2 separate regions of the Homo sapiens genome follow, and region 2 is linked to region 1. Evidence: read pairs that join two places in POLR2A ChIA-PET (ENCODE). Cell type or tissue: GM12878. All regions are shown on one strand. Each heading gives the region's core, and the rest is flanking DNA. Links, peaks and the distances in the headings are about the cores only. Region 1 overlaps VLDLR-AS1 (VLDLR antisense RNA 1). Region 2 has its middle 7.1 kb from the start of KCNV2.

Region 1 (4,405 bases), core at 226-4,225:
TGGCAAGAGCAGCTGTCCACCATCTACGTCTTGAAGGCCATTGCTGGAGTTCTCATGAGAAATAAAGGTCACTTAGACTAGAGTGGATGGAAACAGACTCAAGATAATGGTAGATGGGGAAACTCACAGGATCTGGTGGTGGGTTGGATAAGAGGGCTGAAGCTCAAGAAGCATGGTCAAATGATGCTTAGGTTTCTGATGGATCCTAGTTTAACTATTTGGTGCTTTGCTCCGTCGTTGGCTGTTGCCTATGGTTTTTAAGCATGAAATATTTTTTTCTTCATGCTCCTACTCCATCTTGAAGGGAAAATTCTCTATTGCTTCAAACCTAACAATGCAGAGAGTCCCTCAGCATTATTCCACCAAATTCCCCAAATAAGATTCCCAAACAATTTGTTTCTAATATTTTAAGTAAGTTTGATCTCTCCCCCGTATATATTATTTCTGTCTAGTATAATATCCTTCATTGAAATGGGAAATCAGAAAGTGTGATATAGTGGTGAAAGATTTTTTGCTACAAGTCATTGAAATCAACTTGAACTAACTTTGACACTAAAGAGAATTTATTACAAGAATATGAGAGTGTCTCATGCAATCAAATGCAGAAATGCAAGCAAAACATAGGAGTAGGAGGGAATCCCTCAGATTCTCTCTCCATATTATCTGTTCTTCTCTGTATGGTGGCTTCAGTCTCATCTTGGAAGGCTGGTTTTCTCCGCACTTAAATCCACAAGATTGCCCCATAATAGCTCCTGTGTTTATATGCTCTGGTTTTAACCACAAGGACTGACCTTGTGGTTTGTTTGTCCTCAGTGTCTCAAGGATGGAAATGTAGCCTAGCTATGGGTCAGGTGTTCACCATCACTTAACTCTGGCTGGGGGATGAGTGGATACAAGAGTTCAAGGAAGAACTAGCCAACACCAATTCTGAGTTTTGAGAGAAGGGAGAATTGTTATAAACTTGACAGGCCACATGGAGAAGGAGGGAAACAATAGCTCCTTTGCTTCAGTGAACATGTGTTAAGCACCAACCGTGCTCCAGGGCCAGGCTAGGCTTGTGGATATAAAAACAAGTACAAAAACTTCTACTTTCAAGGAACGTAACATGCAGCACTGACCGTGAACACACCTGTAAAGCAAGGCTTATTCTTATCCCCTCATTGTCAGTGTGGGGAAGAGGCAATTAAAAGGAATACAGAGCATAAGGGTAGGCAACGAAGTCCCGAGAAAGCAGTCCAAATCAAGTACCGATAATAAGCAAAAGTAAAGAATTGGGACCCGTAAGAACTGCTGGAAGTTTGGGTGGCTGAGCTGACAAGAGTACGGTGTCTGTGTAGTTGATGTGGTAAGAAATGAGGCTGAAAATTTATACAGGAGCCTTTACTGAGGATTTATAAGTAAGGGGGAGGGATGAGTGAAGAACAAAGGGAATAGATACACACAGGCCAGGCAATAGAAAGATCCCTTCCAGACTTGTGGCTTGATTACCAGGTAGTTAACCTGCAGGCTATACATTTCCAATCTTCCCCAATGTGTGACATGCCTGTCACTTTGCAGATTTAGTTGTGTTTAATCTTTCCTTTTCAAACAATGCAGAAACAAGCTACATAGTTAATGTAGTGACTATGACCTACAAAAAAGAAAAGCTCATATTATTTCCTTCAGCTTCCTTATCCGGTACAATTTCCCTTCCATCCTTTATCCTCTCAAGCTCCTTGTTCCCTTTTATGATAAGTTTACATTCAGATTAGCTACCTCTCTAGAAAGCTTTTGTCTCCTTTTCAACTTCTTTTATTTCTGGCCTTACCAGTTTTTATTTTTGCATTTTCAGCACTCACTAAATTTCTATTCATTTCTCTGAGCTTTGCTGTCCATTTTAAATGCCTATAGCGTTTTAAATCAATAGTATTATTTTTCACTTTTCCATTGCTCTCTCAATATGATCTCAAAGTGCAGAACAGGAGATATTAAGCCAATTTTAATTGAATAAGTAATTTAAGCATCATTCTTAAAAAAACAAAAACACTTTTAGAATTCACTCCTCTTTTACTTAGAATATTTCCCCATAGGGATGAAAATTGGTTCTTAGGGGGCAAAAATATCTTAGCTATCACAGTGGGTTGTAATCCTCCAATCCTTAACCCTATCCAACTGCATAAACAGATATATACTATATCTGTTGTATAAAATTTCATGGGAAGAGGAGGCAATTTTTTTAAGTCTTAAAAGTCTCCTTAACGGGGCAATAATAAAAAGAAATAGAAAACACAGAAGAAAACAGGTTTAGCTCTAACTTATACTTACATAATGTATAAATATACAAAAGTTAAATGCAATCTTTCATTTGATTTCTACAAAAATCGAGGTGAATTGGCTATTTATTAACATCTTTCTCAACATGTAGATTGATTACCAGGAAGGTAACTTCCTAGTTGTGTGACTTTGATGGCAAATTCCCCTCCATCTATGATAACATAAAATACACATTTCTTTAAAGCAGGGATTCTCAGCTTCAGAACTACTGATATCTCGGGCAAGATAATTCTCTGTTGGGAGGGTGCATCCCTTGCACCGTAGGATGTTCAGCACATCCCTAGCCTCTACACAGTACATGCCAGTAGGAACTTCCTATCACCAACTGATGGGACAACCAAAAATGTCTCCAGACATTGCCAAATGTCCCCCAGGTAGTGGGGTGGAAGAAAACACTCCTGATTTAGAACCACTGATTTACAGCCTACTTAAAAGAAAGATTACTGTTTTTAAATTCACACGCAGTTTCATAATAGCCCAAAGTTACTGAGCATTTACTATATACCAGGCACTTTATATGAATTGGCTCAATAATCCTCCCAACAACCCTGTGGGGCAGATACTAGTATCATGCCTATTTATGAATAAGAAAACCTAGGCCATAAGCATTGCAGTTTGTAAGTGGCAAAGCTGGGATATATGGGTACTTGTGTTGCATTTATATCACAAAGAAGTGCTTGAACTGTTGACTCAAATATAACTATTTTCATTTATACAAAATTATCTGCATCATGATTATGATTATGATGTTGACTTTAATTTAAACCCAGGTCTGAGAAATGAACCATCATGCTACACTATTGCTTTCAGAACTAAAATGTCCTCAGCTATTCTCCTCAATTCTATATGCTTAGTATAAACTATATGCTTAGTATAATTTCATTGTTGTAGAGATTACATATACTGTCACACATCCACAAATATATGCAGAAAAAGGCTGCAAATGCACATATCGATTTAACAGGATTTATCTATGGGAAGTAGGATAACGAACATTTCTAATTTTTATCTTTTTGCTTACCCATATTTTCAACCTTTGCTACAATGAATAAACTTTCAAAATTATAAAAGCAATAATTTTTAAAAAGATTTGATGAGTTAGGTGAATAAGGATAGAGTTTCGGGGGGTAGAGAAAAAAAATATTTTGTTAGATAAGTTCCCTAAATTTGCATTGCTTACACACTAACAGGAGTACCATGTCCACAGATGACTAGAAACTAGACCAGTGGTTCTTTGTTCTCTAATTTTCTACTGAGACTAAATAATACCCTTTTCCAAATTTTCAAGAAGAATTAAATTTAGGGACAACATTTAAAGTTTTGTCCCTGTATATTTTCTTTAAATCTTAGATATTTGCCTCTACTTGTTTCCAGAAAGACTACAAAAAGGCAAAATAAATAACTGAACTAGAAGCAAATAAGTATTTGGGAAAAACTTGGACATCTAAGTAGATTACTTAATTTGTAGGATTGGTAGTCATACAATAATATTATTTTCTTTTTGGATGATTGAATTAAAAACAAGTACTTCAGGACTTCCAAATACAGTGACAGCTAAACAAGGTTGAACTAGATTGAGTTCAAGGGCAGGCCCTGCACCTGATTTTTCTTTATAACTCCCATCAATTGGCATGCTGTGGAAGCCCATCATGATGTTAATGAATTTTAATGAATGAATACAATGAAGAAAGTGTTAATGTCTTAAGAAGAATAAGTAAAACAACTGACATGAGAACTGAGAGGACAGATGCCAGACTGAGTTGTGTGGACAGAGACTGGCTAGTTGTTCACCAAACAATATCTCCTTTCTCACCTGGAAATGCAGTTAGACAATATTCCCGGCATGCCCTGCATTTAGGTGTGGAAATGTGATCCGTTTACATCCATAGGAATGTGGGCAGAAGGCAAGAAACTACTTCTCGACCTGGCCCATAAAACCTACCAGCTGAAGAAAGAAGACCATGGGCACCTGGTGGAAGGTAGAGCCATGGAATGGAAGAAGCCCGAGTCCGTGAAACTCTGCCAAGATAGAAACTGCCCGACTGGGAACACCTACACTGGACCGTTCAGACACAAGAAAATAGGTATGTTA
Region 2 (4,405 bases), core at 297-4,296, 160 kb after region 1:
TTCTAAAATTTACAAATATTCTGGGATTTATCTGTATGTAAGTATGCACCACAATAATACAAGAGATTCAGACTTTATATTTACACACAAGGTGGCAGTTAGTCTTAGTTGGCATATCAATAACCAGTCCCAAACATCTACAGCCCCAACCATACTATAAAACAATACTATAAATACTGGGAACTATAGTAATCACCTTCCTGAACTCCCTTGTAACTCAGATCTGGCCAATCAGAAATAAGTGAAGGTTGCTGGGTGGGGCTTCCTTACACAATATCCATTTAAAAGGGGCCTCTTATTCCTTTTTTTAAATTATTAGTTTGTTGTTCTTGTTTTGTTTTTTGTGGTTTTAGAGACAGGGTCTCACTGTGTCACCTAGGCCAGAGTGCAGTGGTACAGTCATAACTCACCGCAGCCTCAAACTACTGAGCAAAAGTGATCCTTTCCTCTCAGCCTCCCAAAGCACTGGGACTATAGGCCTGGGCTACCATGTCTGCCCTCTTTTATATTTTATTTTTTTTTTTAGCAGCCTGAAATATAGACTCAATTCCTAGAGGTCCCAAAGTCATCTTGCAATCATGAGGATCAAAGCTATGTATTAAAGATTGCAAAGCAGAAATATGGAAGGATCCTGGATCCTTGATGACATCCTTAGCACCTCCCACCAGCCCCCAACTGCCAATCTTTGGGCATCTTGTCATAGGAGAGAAATAATGCCTACATGTTGAAGCCATATTTAGTATTCTTTCAGTTACAGGCAGCCTAACATAATCCTAAAAGGTGGATGCAATGAAACGTCCTTAAATTGACTTTATCTAGTCATAGTTTGCGATGTTCTTATATAAGCAGGAGCTAAAATCGACTTTTGCCAAATTAATTTTAGAAGAAATCAAGAGTGAAATTATGGGGACAAGGAAAATCATTACCTTTCTCAAAAAAAAAGCTACTTATTAATCACAAGCCCTTTCGCAGCACCCAGCACAGAGTTACATACTAACAGTTGCTATGTCAATTAGGTAAATAATTTTTATTTATTCCATAAACTCTTTCAGGCAATTACTTGCTAATTTATTTCCAGTTTGATCTTCAGTCCAAAATACTGACTTTTCTCATGGCATTCTCTGAAATCAGCTGCACTGCTTGAAAATTTAATCCACATCAACATAAAAACAATATGACAACAAATTATTTAAATATATTATTTATGCTTTTCAGTGTGTGTAACTCACACACACATTCATCACTTAAGGTCTAACTCTTCTGTTCTGACTTTATGAGTAGCCCCTGTAATGCAGAGATATATTTTAGAAAGCTATGTGGAAAGTATTTATCTACACGATATCATTTTGCCATGACCAATAACTGTTGACCTGTACAAAAAAAAAAAAAAAAAACCCAGCTTTTGGAGTAAAACTGCATTTTGTGTAATATAATTTGTGTAATATAATTTGTGTAATATAATTGAGTCATCATTAATCATTTGCAATCCTTTTCCTTCATCACATTTATTAATCCTTAAAAGATTCAGAGAATGATTCTATTCCAATGTTCTACACATACCATCTGTTCAAGCACATTCCTTATATTCTTACTAGGTTTTCACAGATGCCTCTTTTGAAATCAGCAAATCTCCTCAGGAGCATCATCTGGCTCCTGTCACCCCTACTCCAGGGAGCCCTCGTCACTGCAGTAATGCCAGTGTCAGAGCAGATGTTCCATAATCTCTGGCACATTTGCCTTCCTTGGTAGAGCTTTTGAATGCAAATTTTGAGGTGAAAAAAAATCCTCTGAGTGAAAGCATTATCTGCAAATGGTTTCTCTCTGCATCAAACGCAGCACTCAGGCATCTTATTTCTGCTCTTCTGGAGGCTTGGTCAGAGAGAACCTCATTGCTCATAGCAGAGGGAGCAGAAACACAGCGAGACCCAGAGACCAAGAGAGAACACAAGGACACCAAAGGAGGTTAGCTGTAAAGCAGTGTTAAATTATACGAGACTAAACTTTTGAAGGTCAATGGGGCTGTGCCCCAACAGAAAATAAGCAAAGTTCTGGTTTGGACAGAAGAGAAGATATTGTTTAAGAAAGGTATGTGACATTCAACTGTGACTACGTAGGCAACAGAAAATGGAGAGGAGAAATCTTCCACAAAATTAGATCTGTGAAGGCAATTAGTTTGGATAACTGAACTCAGCTCTTTTTTAAATGCCAGGATCTGATATTTAAATTACTCAAAAACATTCCCCCTAAATCTATAACTTGCTTGTTCCGCATAGATACAACTTCAAAGTGAAAAATACATTCAAGGAAGCAGAAACAATATCAAGTTAGAAGAATAGGGCACTAACCTGGAGCTAGAAAGGATTCTAGAGTAGAGTGAGTTAGGTGGTACTAACTCATCTGTGAGATTTGGGGCTAGTCGCCTGACCTATCTGACACCTCAGTTTCCTTATTTCTAAAGTGAGCAGTGGAACTAGGTAACCCTGGGTCACTGCCAGCTGGAAAATAGCACAACGCCGTGCATGCAGTACAAGCAGGTACACCTACTTCATGTTGAATTAGCTTGCATCCACTTCCAAGATACCAAAACAGATGGCAAGATCTGTTGCATCAGCTGGGGCAAAAAGAACAAAAAGAACCATGTTGAAAGATAGTCCACGTATGTTTAGGAGGAGCAATAAATAAAGACCAGTAATAAAAGTCAAGATTTTCTAAGTGAGGGGCATATCAATAGGGGCTTCATGTTCAGTTACCACAGTCCCAAGAACAGAAAGATGCCTAGAGATGCAGATACATGTGTCCCAGATCCAGATCCAGCTCTGTTGACCAACAGCAGGCTGAAAACCCACATCTCTAAGTCTCAGGTTCTTTATCTTTCGAAAAGAGAATTAAAGTGGATGGATGTGCTTTGGGAAAATGGATGCACCCTCCAGATTTAAGCTTTATTACAAGACATTGATAAAAAGAATGCTTAGTTACAGCCTCCTCTTCTCCCCATCATTTACTCTTCCTTTTTCTAAACTCACAGACAACTTTAATTTAGTCAGCAAGAATTTCAACCGAATAGGACACTTTGTAATCAATTGCTGCTCCCATTCATTCCACATCTCACCTATGGTGAGACAGGCAAATGTAAAGAGGAAGTGAACAAATAATTCAATTACTAGAAGAAATTTACCAGACTTAACACAAGCTTTGGTGGGGGGGGGGGGTGGGGGGGGAAAGACCTACTCTTTTTTCCTTTATTGAGAGTGGGGAGATTGTTGTGTTTTTTAGAATAATTTATTTTTGTTTGACTATCAAATTATCCAGCTATTTATTTCAACTTCCCATTTTACAATTACAATCTTAGTCATTTACTTTCAAAGGCCCTAAAGGAAATGTAGTTTCCCAAGTAAATGCCAAAGTTCCCTTCTGCCTCCCTCTCTCCCTCTGCCTTTCAGAACTAGGTCTGGGTAAATTTGTAAAGTTGTTTATTTTCAGTACTCTTGCTATTCCTACGATTTGCCTTAGTTCGACTCTTTCAATATTATTCTCCCCAAGCCATCCTGAATCCATTCTGAAATGCCCCCATCCCAAGCCTGCTCTCTACTTGCTCATGCTTCTCAATCCTGTCCCATCATCCTATTCATTTTATCAAAATTCCTTTCTCCCTGTCACATTCCTTTTTAGTCTCAGAAGTAGCAGGCCAGTTTATGCTGGCAAACTCATTTGATTAAGAGGTTTAAGAACCTTGTGTACTTAAAAGAGACGGATCTGGACGCAGCTGATAGCTTAACACTGCCCTGTCCAACATGGTAGCCACTAGCCACATGTGACTGTTCAAATTTAAATATAAATTAATTAAGGCCAGGTGCGGGCGCTTACGCCTGTAGTCCCAGCATTCTGGGAGTCCAAAGCAGGTAGATCGCTACAGCTCAAGAGTTTGAGATCAGCCTGGACAACATGGTGAAATCTAATCTCTACAAAAAAAAAAAAAAAAAAAAATTAGCCAGGCATGGTGGCCACACCTATAGTCCTGGCTCCTTGGGAGGCTGAGGTGGGAAGATGGCTTGAGTTCAGAAGGTGGAGGTTGCAGTGAGCTAAGATCGTGCCCTGCACTCCAGCATGGGTGACAGAGCCAGATCCTGTCTCAAAAATATATATATATTAATTAATTATATTAATATACACATTGATTAAATATATATTAATTAAAATTAAATCAAATTTAAAATTTCCATTCCTCTGTGGCACTTGCCATGTTTTAAGCCATAAGAACATTACCATCCACATAGAAAATGTTATCAGTCAGTGCTGCCTTCACATAAAGGAATTAATGTTAATGGTGGACTAAGAATGTAACCATTATTTCTGTGCTAAGAAACTCTACAGGTAATAAAAATGAACTTATTTGTGTGTTATAGGT

Evidence for each region. Peaks named below come from ENCODE experiments on the same cell type or tissue, not always from the same donor. Only the 100,000 strongest peaks of a DNase experiment are listed, where the experiment ranks them.
Region 2: POLR2A ChIA-PET joins it to region 1 with 5 read pairs; 3 of 35 experiments call an interaction of 5 or more read pairs at or near these places.

The regions. Positions count from the first base shown.
Region 1 is chr9:2,545,254-2,549,658 of GRCh38, forward strand. All of the region lies in intron 1 of VLDLR-AS1 (VLDLR antisense RNA 1), which reads right to left. Among named protein-coding and RNA genes, the nearest start is that of VLDLR, 74 kb to the right of the region's middle. RefSeq lists an enhancer at 3,740-4,241. In GM12878, for the core only: no CTCF peak of the experiment used is centred there; no DNase peak of the experiment used is centred there.
Region 2 is chr9:2,708,186-2,712,590 of GRCh38, forward strand. No RefSeq gene overlaps it. Among named protein-coding and RNA genes, the nearest start is that of KCNV2, 7.1 kb to the right of the region's middle. In GM12878, for the core only: no CTCF peak of the experiment used is centred there; a DNase peak (open chromatin) is centred at 1,803.